Linked DNA regions of Homo sapiens: region 1 is linked to region 2. Evidence: chromatin contacts called from ENCODE Hi-C or POLR2A ChIA-PET data. All regions are on one chromosome and are shown on one strand. Each heading gives the region's core, a stretch centred on a gene start or an enhancer-like site at or near the end of the contact. The rest is flanking DNA. Distances are from core to core; before and after follow the strand shown. Region 1 overlaps CPM (carboxypeptidase M). Region 2 overlaps CPSF6 (cleavage and polyadenylation specific factor 6).

Evidence for each region. A loop is a pair of places that touch in the nucleus more often than their neighbours do. ChIA-PET counts read pairs that join two places held with the same protein, here RNA polymerase II (POLR2A). Pooled maps may share reads with other maps.
Region 1: POLR2A ChIA-PET joins it to region 2 with 17 read pairs in AG04449. The contact joins two enhancer-like sites. A Hi-C loop is called at or near these places in 1 of 168 maps with a recorded cell type or tissue (MCF 10A) and 1 of 50 pooled maps. POLR2A ChIA-PET finds 5 or more read pairs at or near these places in 4 of 52 experiments (AG04449, OCI-LY7, Panc1 and 1 more).

What each region holds. Positions count from the first base shown.
Region 1 is chr12:68,893,113-68,900,691 of GRCh38, reverse strand. All of the region lies in intron 2 of CPM (carboxypeptidase M), which reads left to right. Among named protein-coding and RNA genes, the nearest start is that of CPM, 36 kb to the left of the region's middle. Within about 2 kb of position 1,336, at least 5 of the 41 ENCODE cell types and tissues checked have a DNase peak (open chromatin) inside an H3K27ac peak, as active enhancers do.
Region 2 is chr12:69,262,210-69,269,053 of GRCh38, reverse strand. It overlaps CPSF6 (cleavage and polyadenylation specific factor 6), which reads right to left. Exons shown (of 10, transcript NM_007007.3): 9 at 6,492-6,681. The coding sequence ends at 6,495. Among named protein-coding and RNA genes, the nearest start is that of MIR1279, 7.6 kb to the left of the region's middle. Within about 2 kb of position 2,658, at least 2 of the 41 ENCODE cell types and tissues checked have a DNase peak (open chromatin) inside an H3K27ac peak, as active enhancers do.

The sequences.
Region 1 (7,579 bases), core at 87-2,586, 370 kb after region 2:
CTGACTCGTATTCCATTGTCTGAGTGTACCACAGGTTATTTATCCCCTCACCTACTGAAGGACCTCTTGGTTCCTTTCAAGTTTTGGCAATGATAAATAAAAATGTAAATAGCTGTATAATTTTTATATGGACGTAAGTTTTCAGTTTATTTTGTTAAATAACAAGGAGCTTGTTTGCTGGATCATATGGCAAGAGTAGGTTTAGTTTTGTAAGACACTTGCAAACTGCTTTCCAAATTGGCCATTTTGCATTCCCACCAGCAATGAATGAGAGTTCCTGTTGCTCCACATCCTCGCCAGTATTTGGTGTTGTCAGTGTTCTGAATTTTTGCCATTCTAATAGGAATGCATTGATATCTCATTGTTGTTTTAATTTGCCTTTCCCTGATGACATATGATGTGACATATGATGACATCTTTTCATATGCTTATTTGCCCTCTGTTTATCTTCTTTGGTGAAATGCCTGCTGTTTCCATCTTTTGTCCATTTTTTAATTGAGTTGTTTATTTTCTTATTGTTGGGTTTTCAGAATTCTTTCTGTATTTTGGATAACTCTTTCATCAGACATGTCTTTTGCAAACATTTTCTCCAAGTCTGTGGCTTACCTTTTCATTCTCTTGATCCCTCCAGCTTTTTATTTAGAAAATTTTCAGTCCTATAGAAAAAAATACAAAAATAGTAAAATAAGCACTCACACATTATTCATATACATCCACCAGTTGTTAATATTTTGCCACATTTGCTTTATCTCTCTCATGAGCTCCATCTGTTGATTTTACTGAACCATTAGAAGTGATAAATGGCATGTCACATCATCCCAAAAAACACCAATATGCATCTCCTAAGCATGACTTCTTACTGCCTAATCATGACACATCATTATTAAACTAAAAATAATAACTCAGTAATATCCAACAACATACTGCATTTTTAAAGTTCTCCAGTAGTTCCCAGAATCAAATCAAGCAAGGCTCACCCATCGTCTACAGTCTCACAATCTAGGACAGTTCCCCTGCCTTTTTTTGGCATTGACCGATTCATATTGAACCAATTTTATGTCATTGGTTGATTCCTAATGAACCATTTCCTTGTCTACAAGCTCTTGGCTTGCCCTCTTACAGTGATGAGTTGGAGTCTCTCCATGACAGCACCAGACTGGAAATTCTTAACATGCTTTCCAGGCTCATTAACATTGAGATAGTCAAAATCTACACGATGTCCTCAATAATTTTGAGAACAGGCCATGAAAGAAAATGTTGTGAAAAATGTGTTTATGGTTAATGATTCAACACAGTTAACAGAGGTGACTTGGCTTTCTGCCCTGCCCTCATGGCAACATGCGGCTTCCCAGTTCAGCACTGTCCTCTGCTGTTAGGGCCTGGGAATTCTGAATGAGATTCAGTCCTTGGAGTTGAAAAAGTAATTTACCTGATGCTTGGTGGTGTGAATGTTTGTGACAGTTTTTGTGCTAATACATTTTGAAGGACATGTTCTCTCAAAATAGCCCCTTCCACTTTCTGAATCCACACTCCAGTTTTCTTTTTAACTTCAGTGAGTGGTAGTCTATTTGACCTGATGTGCAGATCTTCTGGCACATACATTTCTGCTGTCTCTTGGCATAACAAATTGGCAGTCTATCCCTATGTTATGTACACTGTTTATATTGAAAATTTGTCTTTAATTGGTCTGATACTACATCATCTGCTAGGGCCAGTAGTTTGTCATCAGCCAATTTGTACACCTGAGGCCCTCAAACAAACACGTGCTTACAATGTTTCTGGCACTATTTTTAAAGCTTGTAAGAATTAAATGAGATAGCACAACAACCCCATGAGGGTAAGTACCGTTAATCCCATAATATGGATGAGGAAACTGATTCATTTAGAGGGATTAAGCAATTTGCCCAATACCACATGGCTAGTAAGTGACAGAGCTGGGTTTTAGCTCTGACACTTTGATTCTGGAACCTGCACATTTCATCATTATGTCAGATGCCCTGAAGAGGATACTGTATATCATCTCATCTCACATGCTGTGTTCAGGCAGGTGACGTGCTGCTCAATGCTGGTTTTGATGTCTTTACTAAACTACTGATCTATTTTTGAGATTTAAATCTCAAAACAGTGATACTAGTGAGAAGTAGTCCACCTTTGTTAATCCACCAAATGTTCCGGTTAGGGAACCTAATTTTGGTAACTTCAAGGCCTCTCCTGCTATTGGGAGCTAAGCATCCTTCACTCTGGACTCTCACTTGCTTCACTTTAGAATGAGAGCTTTTTAGGGTAAAACTCAGGAAGTAGGATGACTGAAAGAAAAGCCTTTCTTCTCCACAGTAGCTTATGGGGAAACTAGTAAATTAATTGCCATTATTCCTTGCCACTAAAGGATGAGTTCTTATGGTAGCAATAAATAGACAATAGGGCTGTGCAGACCTCCAACAAACTGTCTTTTCTGGGGTCAAAAGGGGTCTGAATTAACCTCTTCTTAAATTACAGCTCTGTGACACCTGCAGGCACTCATAACAAATAAGAACACCAGGCCAGGCACAGTGGCTCATGCCCGTAATCCTAACATCTTGGGAGGCTGAGGTGGGTGGATTGCTTGAGCTCAGGATTTCAAGACCAGCCTAGACAGCATGGCAAAACCCCATCTCTACAAAAAAAAAAAAAAAATACACAAATTAGCCAGGCGTAGTGGTCCATGCTTGTAGTCCCAGATACTCAGGAGGCTGAGGTGGCTGACTTGAGCCCTGGGAGGTCAAGGCTATAGTGAGCCATGATTGCACCACTGCATTCCTGCCTGGCTGACGGAGTGAGACCAATAGGGCAGCAAGAAACAAAACCTCAACACTGAACCGGAATGTCCATGACATACTGTAAAAAAAGAAACCTCAAATGGACAATAACTGTATAGTGCTAGTTGTAATGATTGTGCCTTTTTTTTTTTTTTTTTTTGAAACGGAGTCTCGCTCTGTCACCCAGACTGGAGTGCAATGGCACGATCTCCACTCACTGCAACCTCTGCTTCCCGGGTTCAAGCGATTCTCCTGCCCAAGCCTCCTGAGTAGCTGGGATTACAGGCACACACCACCACGCCCGGCTAATTTTTTGTAACTTTAGTAGAGACGAGGTTTCCCCATATTGGCCAGGCTGCTCTGGAACTCCTGACCTTGTGATCTGCCCACCTTGGCCAAGAAATCTCTTTAAGTATTCATTTGTACTTTAAGGTAATGCTCGATCTCGCTCTTAGTACAGCTGAATTGTCCTTCAAAAAGATGATCTGGTTATGTTTGACCTCTTCCTCAAGGGACCAAAAAGGGAAGTTCTCAGCTTTTTATAGTATGAGGTCCCTAGAGGTTTTCACTTTGGGGATTTAAAAACAAGTTTCCTGTAGCTATATGGAGGAAAAAAAAAAAAAAACCTAAAGGGGAACATGGAAGAATTATAATGATTGGGGCATGATAATTATGTCCAGTTTTTAAAACTCCATTCTTAAAAATGTCTTATAATTTATAGGTTAAAAATTTAAATGTTTAGAGGAAGCAGGACAGGTTTATGAGTCTCTGACCTGGGAATGGAGTGGGAGGAATAGAGAAGGTGGGGTTGCAAGAGGAGAAAGGCAGAGGAATTTCCTACCGTCTTCCTGTTTTTTGTTGATGGTTAGTGATTAATGAGACAAGCTGTTCTGTTTCTCTGGGAGTCTTGACTGTCTTGAAGAAAAAAAAGAAAATTTATTGCAACCCAATGCAGCTTCAGATTTTTCCTCTATTTTTTTTTTTCAATTAAAAACGTAACTGTCCCTAATTTAGGAACTGAAATTCCCAAACCTCCCCATTCACCTATTCAGGAAGAAATGAAATGGAACCTAACATCTACATTTCTTGGGTATAATATCAAAACTTTAATACTATGGGGATGAACATGTAAGCAAATGCAACTCTATCTCCCCATAATGTTGGAAGAATCTAACTTGAAACCAGACATTTGGTTTGGATCTTGGCACTTTCTTGCATGGAAATATTCCAAGAAGGTGCATTGACTCTTGATTTGATCTAGAAAACTGGGTTCTTTCCAGAGCCCACCCAGGATGGCACCTCATAGACTAACTATGGACTTTTCCATCAATACTGGAAAACAGTTTCATCTAATCCCCGGACCAAAGGTGACTCGGACTCCAAGTGAGCTTCCTCAGGTTTGTTTGTTAATTTATCCAATCATCCATTCACTCAGCAAACATTTATCAATCATTTGCTATGTATATGCCAGACACTACACCAGATTTTGCAAGCACAGAGATACAAAATCCCTTGCTTGCAGGAAAACCTTTGGTTTCAATAAATGATAGGAGAGGGGTTGCAGGGGTACTATCTATGAAAGTTCAAAGGAAGCATCTAACTTAGGGTGGTAGGGGATGGGGCTGAGCAGAAGGATCAGGAAGGTGTTGGATGGCAGGAGGCTTTTAGCTGAGCCTTGAAAAGGCAAGGGGAGGTTGGCCGCTTTGATGGGGTGGGCTAAGGACTATCCATGCAGAAGAAAGAGCAGGTATTAAAGGTGTCAAGGCAGGGAGTTACCTCCTTTGGGAACTACACATAAAGAAGAATGGCTAGGGCCTGGTGTATGGGATTGGGGTGGGAAACCCAAGGCAGGAAGAAGACAGATCCCAAGAGGTCTGGTGTGCATGCTGAGGGGATCAGGTGCCATCTCAATGCCATGGGGAGTCATTGAAGGAAAAGCAGTTAGAGCCATGGGATCCAGTTCACATATGATCAATCACCCAAACAAAGGAAAGTTTACTCAACAACATGTTTTCATTTGGACTTCATTTTGTCAAAGCATGAAAGTGATGTCAGAAATAGAAATGAGTGTATTCATGGCACACCACCACACCCAGCTAATTTTTGTACTTTTTGCAGAGAACTCCTGACCTCAAATGATCCACCTGCCTCGGCCTCCCAAAGTGCTGGGATTACAGGCGTGAGCCACTGTGTCTGGCCTAAAACACATTTTCTAAGATTTCTTTACTTCTGGGCCACCTCCACAAAATTTTATGGTTCTGGGAACCCCTATCTGAAAAAGCACAGGTATCAGCAATAAGTATAATGAACACTCACTAGAGGGAAAGTCATTTTGGTTTGGGTTGGTTATGGAAGCAGTGTCATATGAAAAGGGCTGGACTGTACTGCAGAAATAGAAGACCCACAAATTGCTATGGCTTATAACAGAAAAATAAAGATTTAGATGTCACTCATATGTCCATTATTGAACAGTTGTGACTCTGCTCCCTGTCACCTTCCCTCCAGGACCGAAGCTGACAGAGCACCCTCTATCCAATCATTGCCTGTCTTATGTCAGAGGGAAAGGAGATGGCAAATCATGCATCAGCCCTTAAAGCTCTGCCCAGAAGTGGTACATTACCATTTCTGCCCACATTTCACTGGCCAGAGCAGGTCACATGATATGCCTGAGTTCATTAGGGCACCAGATGTTGGGCAACCAATAATACAACCCACCACTGAGGTCTTTACTAAGAAGATGACCTGGGCCTTAGGGAATGGCCATGATTTACCTGGTAGACACAGCAGGGGAGCAAAAGGAAAATATGACAATATTTTTATGAAATCAAGACTTGGCCACATGAAACTTTTTTTTTTTTTTTTTTTTTTGAGACTGAGTCTCGCTCTGTCACCCAGGCTGGAGTGCAGCGGTGCGATCTCGGCTTACTGCAACCTCCACTTCCCAGGTTCAAGTGATTCTCATGCCTCAGCCTCCCAAGTAGCTGGGATTACACGCACCACCATGCCCAGCTAATTTTTGTATTTTTAGTGGTGACAGTTTCACTGTGTTAGCCAGGCTGGTCTCAAACTCCTGACCACAAGTGATCTGCCCTCCTCAGTCTTCCAAAGTGCTGGGATTACAGGCATGAGCCACCACACCTGGCCGTGACACCCTTAGAAAACTAACTTCAAGGCAGAATGCTTCACAGTGACAAATCTTAGGATGCCACTTTATAGAAATATTCTGAAGAGAGAAAAACCCAGGTGAGTCAGAGCAGCCTGGGGAAACTTCTTAGAACCAGGATTTTGTGGAATTCAGAGGATTTTAAAAGGCAGAAAATCCAATGAAGCCATTTTAAGCTAAAACAATGTAAATAAGGTGGGGCTGTGCCTAGGGTACTAGGGTGCAGAAAGGAACCTGCCTCCTGTGGGCGCATTTGTGTTAGCAGGTAGTGGGAAATTCGGGTGGAGGGCAGGTGATGGAGGACCCTGAACACCGAGGGAAGACTCTGGATGTTATGTGCCAATATTTATCAAGAAAACGCAGTCCTGGAGATACACCAATAATTTTTGAAATGTTACAGTAGATACTAATTGAAACCTACAGTGCGCCAGGCACCGTTAGGTTAGCAGTGAACAAAACCAGCAACCTAAACAAAATGGTGAACACACCAGGCAGTGCCCTTGTGGGTTACATTTTGGTGAGACAGATAGTATATAGATAAACAAATATACAATCTCAAAGAGTGAAAAAGTTGTGAAGAAAGATGACACAGGATTAGAGAGTGACTAGGGTGTATATGGTGGCAGTGGTGGTGGTGGTGCAGCCAAGGGGTGGGGTGGAGGACAAGACAGCTGTGAAGACTGGTGAGCATGAGGTAGTCCCTGGTAACAACCAGCGCTCCACACCCTACCCTCAGAGTGCCATTGCAGGGTTAGCATACTCCACTGAGTAAAGCTTCCTTGTCCAGGCAATCAGTTAGAAGAGCCAGGAATGCTGGGCCCAAAGAGGTTGGCCAGAGAGAAAAGTGCAGGGGACATGGTTCCCAGATCCACGCAGAACCCCTGGGGACCACTGAGTTCCACAACCTCAACAAGGCCCAGGGTTATACTAACACAGCAGGTGGCCTCATTTTAGACCCCACACCAGAATCTGTGCAACGGGAAATTCCAGTGCAGCAGAAGTTGGAGTCAAATGCCTGCCTATTTCTCATTCCATTTTGGGAAGCCTAAACAGGGAAGCCTTCTGTGTTCCTCTCATTCCCATATTAAACTGAACTGCAAAACTCATGGCTCTAAGTAGACTTTAGAATTGACCTAGGCAGAAGAAATAGCCCAGCCCCTTCATTACTTCAGAGCAGAATAGAGCACTTACTCTTATCACAGCAGCACAAGACCCCTGGGACACCTGACTCCCTGAGACCCTTCCTTGACAGGTTCCCCTGTCCATAAACAAAGTCAGGAATTCCCAGCCCACTACACAGAATATGACAGTTAAGCTTCATTGGGATCCTGTGGCTGACCTGGGGCAGGCTAGAGGGCATCACATCTGTACAGGCTCTCAGCTTTGCGAGTTCAGAAACAGACTGGGTGTTCATGTGGACTGGCCCAAACCTGAAACTCTACAGAAATCGCAGTGCATGCCAGGTGGTTTGCCATGAAAAAAGGTGTGTGTCCCAGAGACAGGGTGTGTATGGTACAAATGGATTTTGTCCACGTCTTTCCTTCCCTTGCCAGTCCAGCCACCCTACTGTCTTTTTTTTTTTTTGTCAGTTTTTGTTTTTTTTTAATTTAAGTTCTGGGAT
Region 2 (6,844 bases), core at 1,409-3,908:
ATTAATTTATTTAACAGCATACAGGAACTTCTGCAAGTATTATAAATCAAATGGTGTTCCATGTTACAAAATTTGTAAGTAAGATTTATAAATAGAGTATGGACATTTAAATTAATGACATCCACGTACAAATCTTTAGACGTAATACAAATTTAAAACATTTACTTTACTTTTAGTCTATTCCACCTATATAGAAATACCTAACGTAGTATTATAAACTAACCAAAACAAGCTAAGTGGGAATCTACAATGATAAAGTTCATTTAAAACTCACATAAAAGAAAAAAAATAGAATAAAGTTGATAAACTAAAATTTAAAGAATACATATATATGCAAACTTCAGGTAGAGGTTCACAAGAAACATTCAATTAACTTGGATATAAGTAACCACTGAAACAGTCGGTAATGAAAGTATAAATGACAAGAAACCACTTCAATAATAAAGTGATTTAAGAGTCAAGAGGGCAGAAGGTTTTTTAAAATTTTTTTTCAGTTTGAACATGTTCATAGGGCACAGTTTAGTGATATTTTGAAATAAAAATAACTGAAAAATACTTTTTGCTCTACAATTAAGAGTTACTTCTGCCACTGCTATAAATTTTTCTATTATGTCCTTTCCTAGGTTGTATCTTAAGAGCATCAGTACATATATGCATTCACACTGCCTAGCAGTAATAACTTAAAATTTTAAAACTGCAAAAGAAAAAAAAATACAATCCAGACTTCTCTTTTATATATATAGTTTCTATATGCCTGTATCTTTCAGATAACTTCAGCCATTACTATTGTTATCTTTTATTGCATCTTCATCTTATGTTGATGAAGCTATTTAGTGAAACTATTTAATGGGGAAAAAATACAAAATGGCAGCTTTCAAATGTTTTATTTTTATTATCTGCACTACACTATTAAAAAACAGGTTTATGTATTAGAGAGAGACAAGGCATATGTTCTAACCTGAAATAATAATTACTGGGAAATTAATAAATCTAACTGCAAAAGAATGCTATCTCCCTAAATTTTCTGTTGCGCTGGAAGGGATAAAAAGTCATTAAGAGGGAAAAACTATTTAAAGTCATAGCAAAACAAAAATATTCAACTCTTCCATAAAACATATCACATACACTGCATCTTTGTGTCATTATCACTCCAGTGGAGAATTATACTATTTTTATATAGAGAATCCCATTTGTAAAATTGCAACACACATCTTTTCCCAGGACTAATGCACTCTTTTGTTTGATTATACTTTATAGATAGATCTTTTCTATTAATAAATCTAATTTTCACCATACAGACATAAAATATGGGGGATAGTCTAGCAGTTTTTATTTCTATTTCTAAACACTTTACATTTTATGCACTTGGAAATACAAATTTTACAGTCTTAAACGAAAGTGAATTTGAAGGCAATACAACCCATTTCCAATAATCCAATTCCATATTATACTCTCAAATGTCTAAGTAGGCAACTACATCAACAAAGATATCAAAAAGAAGCTTAAAAGTGACAAATACATTCAACGTCCATGTTTTCAATGTATCATTTGGTAAAATCTGTAATGTCAAAGCCACACAATTACTTGCTTTAGCTATTAATTATAAAAGAAAGGCCTATGTAAACAGATGTTAAAACAACTAAGATGATAAATGGAATCTACACCTTTTTAATAAAGTCTGTAAACTAAAGTGAGCACTAAGTAAAATTTCAACACACAGAGAAGTACTTGTATTTTAAGATACTATATCAAGCCATTATTAACAACTCAAATTATAACTGTTTCTGTTAGAAATTTATCTATGCACATTTGTTAGAATTAGTATTTTAAATTCATGGTAAATTCATCTTTTAAGATTTAAATAAATACTTGACAGGGCACTTTTATAGATTTTCACATTAATATACTGAATTAAAAGGATTCTCATAATTTTAGAGATGCACTACTAACTCAACGAAATAAAATTCACTTTTCTCTATCTGAAAATTTCTCCTTAATAAGAGGAATGGAAATGAGGTGGGCAAGAGAAATAATTATCTACATATGAGTTAACTCTAAAATCAAAATTCCTTCTTGTGTTGACTAGAACATATTACATAAAAACAATTCTAGTTATTGTAGATATTTACAAGAAGTTCTTGCTACCAAAACATTTCATATTTTCTTCTACCTCTGTACATAGTACTTACCTCATTTTAAGTAAAGCATTTTATTACTCTATAAAACACATACATAATTGCTCTTACAACCCAGTAAAATAGAAATAAACTTAATCACATTCAAAGAAAAATGAGGTTTGTTCCCAAAAGATTTACAAAATGAACATCTCAAAATAACCTGTTATTTATAATTCATGGAGAGTCAAAACATGCTACCACAAATTCATAAAATTTGGATAGCATAAATGGCACCCTTACCCCTTTTTGGTTATTAGGTTTCTTTAAACAACGTTAACTAAATATTCATTCAAGACAGAATTTACTCAAAACAATCTATTTTACAAACTAAAACAATGGTAGTAAATTTAACACTGAGATGACGGTGAGAGAGCAAGATGACTCACACTGGCATTGAATTTTTTTTCAACAGGGAACATTAATCATTTGTAAACAAAACTATATTCTTAAACCACAGTGAGCAAAACACACTATACATCCATTCAAGGGATCACTTCCTACTCCCTCTTGTAACTTCAATTAAGTCAGCTGTGTAGTGAGACAGGTTTTGTGAATACTCAAAGAAAAATCAGAGCTAAAGCAATGAAAGCTAGCATACATATCCAGATGAAGCAGAGCAGTTAGGATACATGGGAAAACAAGGAAACAGGGCTGGGAGCTATAACGCAGACCTCAGATAACCTAAGAGCTGCAGAAACAATTTTAAAATCTTATTATAACCAGTATCATTCACCAGGTAATTAAGAGAATTTAATTTTCACATAAGCCTCAAAGCAACACTAAGAAGAAAATGAAACATCTTTAACATGTAAGAATTTTTTTTATTCTTTTGGCTTTTTTTTTTTTTTTCAAAATTAACACAAAGCTAATAAGCTGAATACACAATGCAAAGCATCCTAAATCTTGGGCAATAACAAAATCTAAGATCCTAAGATCATGATATTTAAGGTAGGAAAAAAGTAATCAGACTAGACTGGGCGCGGTGGCTCACGCCTGTAATCAATCCCAGCACTTTGGGAGGCAGAGATGGGTGGATCACCTGACGTCGGGAGTTTGAGACCAGCCTGACCAACATGGAGAAACCCCATCTCTACTAAAACTACAAAATTAGCCGGGCGTGGTGCCACATGCCTGTAATCCTAGCTACTCCGGAGGCTAAGGCAGGAGAATTGCTTGAACCCAGGAGGTGAAGGTTGTGGTGAGCTGAGATTGTGCCACTGCACTCTAGACTGGGCAACAAGAGCAAGACTCCATCTCAAAAAAAAAAAAAAAAAAAAAGTAATCAGATAGCAAAGGCAAGTTATTTAATCCAGACCCCATACCCAATGCTTAAAAATTGTCATGGATGATTTGAGAATTGTAAAACCTCATAAAATAGAGAGAGGAAAAGCCTGAATAAAGAGTATTTTAAAAAAACATAATTTGGTTTCAGTAAACAAAGAAAAGCTGAATTGTTAACACAAATTTGCTGAGTAGGGATGTTCCAAAGAAGTGACAAGAGGAACGTAACCTTTTAAGTAACTCAACTATGAAACTAAAATTATTTCAGTAAAAAATGTACAATCGTAAAGCACTGAACTACTTTTATTTTGCTCAGAGTGGTCTGAGAATAGAGGTAGAAATTACAGAATATGAAGCACAACGTATTTACATACTGAAATTTACAATATTGGTATTTTCTCATTAAAATATTATCTATTTGAACTTAGATATTGAATACTTTTAGAAAAACCAATACATTTTAAAATGAGAGAATGCAATTAACATTACCAACAGTTCAAACACAAAAAAAAATTAAGATGGGACAGACATTAACAGCTTGCCAAGATCATTACGTTTCCAGTTAAAAAGTTAAGAACTTGCCCTTTTAGCCATTCATCATCACTTTAATAGATTACATTAGTATTTTATTTGTATACAGCCTTACTAGTGACATTCACTTTAGCTTTCAAATCACTCAGTCCATTTGGTCCATTTAAGATTTACATGAAAGCTCAAAAGGACTCATATTTTAAAACTTCTAAAAAGGTCAACAGACCTTATTATGATGGTGATCAAATTTGCAGATAGCTTTTGTTTTAAAGATTTACTTGAATATATTTAATCCCAGTCCCCACCCCTTTATTCAAGTCTACATCCACAATACTGTTTGATATAGCAAACGTACAATAATCCAGGATAACAGAATTTTTTGCACTAGAAATGCTTATGTAAAATTTTTCTTGGATGAAGGCACATACAGTATTACAACTCAATTCTGATTAATGTACAAACAAAACATGGAAATTCTGGTATGGTACATCAGTGATTAAGAAAAATGTCAACAATAGTTTGCACATTAGGAATTTGTAGTTTATGTCTGAATGTAATGAAACTCAAGTCATGATATATTTAGGTGTACCCATTACTAGAATGTAATGTTAGCTAACTCAAATAAGATTAACAATGGACTTTGTTTACTTGGTTGACTATGCTAGTTTTACTAAAACCAGTAGAAATTGTAATTAGTTAACTTTGGGCTTAAATTGGTTTAGAGGCCCCTTGATGGGCACATCCAATTTTGTAGATGAATTCAAGTTTCATTATCATGCCTTTACTAACAAGAAGCTTGCTGATAACTTATAAAGTCCAAAAAAATAGGTAACTTACAGAACCTGTACCCTTCTATAATGGAAATGACTGACATAGGTAAGCATTTCAACTAATAACCCAGTCACAATCCAGTTTAAGCAACTGATGGATATTGAGAATTTTTTCATTAAGATGGGATCAGATGTATTTAACTCAGGGGAAAAAAGTGCTACATCTTTAAAATTTAGTGTTTAGATTTACATAATACAACATTCAATTTTTACATTCAAAAACAATATCAATTTCAATAAGCTTAGTTTTAAAAGTAAAAGGTTTTTTTGCCTCATATTAAAAGAATGTTTTGAGATTTATATTAAATTTTGTAATACATGGAAAACTACAAATTAAAGTTTTGATATTCAATCTGCATATTCAAAATGCAAAGTATCAAAACCAGCCTTTTAACTCAAAAAGCCCTTAAAATTGTAAATAGTGTAGGAGCTTATATCTGTGTTCCATAAAAATAGCATGCTTATTTTCTAGGCATTTAAGGACTTCATTTGCGTATCTGTTATGGTTAAAGAAATTGGTATTCTGTCACAGAATTACATACACTTGATAAAACCTTTAATTTTGCCCATAACAATTTAAATACTAACAATTACCATGACTGAATTTTCAGTAAGTTTCCCATGATTACTGAAAATAATCACATAAAGAGTATTTACCTATGAGGGGTTTGTTTAGCCTTAATTTAATTTGAATATGCCAACCAACATATAAAGAAAAAATATTTTAATTTACAGAATAACCTTTGTGTCACATGCATAAGCCTTATAGTGCCCTCCCCCAGCTCTTCACATGAATAAATGCTATTAACAAATATAAAAAATAAAATTACATGTGAAAATGAAGCATAAACAGACAACTCTTCCCACTTCATGAAAAATGTACACAAGAAAGTTTTAAAATACAGAAAAAAAGACAATGATTATGATTTATGAATGAAACATCAAAGAAAATTATTTCAAGGTATTCTAAACTTGGGTATATGGCTTGACACAATTTAAAATTTTTAGATATAAATCAGTGCACCCTAAACCCATTTTAATTGATTAACTTTTACATCTTCTTTGCAAATTAAAGGATACTGTTTCTTTTAAAAACAAAAAGCAGATGTCAGGATAGTGTCTCTTCTAAAAAAAAAAATTTTTTTTTTAAAGGAAAATTCTCTTTGAATGTTGAGAAAACACCCTCCTGTATTATAAACTATTATTGTGTTAGATTTTCTCATAAATTTTTAGGGACAAATAAAACTAGTTCAAAAATAGTAACTTTCCATTTATTTTTAAAAATCCAAACACATAACATATATGTGAAATAACTCCCTGTGTTTTGTATTTTAAATTGCATGCAACCTATGTATGTGATACAAGAACCCCAATTTTTAGATTTTAGAAGTACACAATGAGTCCTCTTGATTATTTCCTTGCTTTGTTAAGACCATTAACTATTTGAAACCTGAAAGTGATAACTCAGCAATAAAATATTCATAAGATAAAGGGTCAAAATTTTTACCTGTCATTACTTACCTATAATTTGTTTCAGATGTTTCCAGAAGATTAAATTCACAAGTAGTTGGACCATTTAAAATGTAGGTATATACTGTATAAACAGTAGCCTTGGAGTTATAGTTACTGTTAAGAATACACACACATTTAACAGGGAACAAGGAATACCCACCTTCTAACGATGACGATATTCGCGCTCTCGGTCACGCTCTCGGTCACGGTCTCGGTCACGATCCCGGTGCCTCTCTCGTTCTCTGCTTCTCTCTCTGTAATAATCGTCATGACGGTCTCTACTACGGGATTTATGACGTCGACTCTTTTCTCGTGATCTACTATGGTCCCTCTCTCTTGATCGTTCACGTCTTCTAAAAGAAATTACTGGATTAATGCTCTCCATAATTAGATAGCCTAAAAATATTCAATTTTTTGATGTCTAAAAAAACTTAGGCAGCAAAAATTCTTTGTAAATCTGGTTTAAACTTACTATCCTGAGCTGCCAATAACGACTTACCAACTCACCAGGTA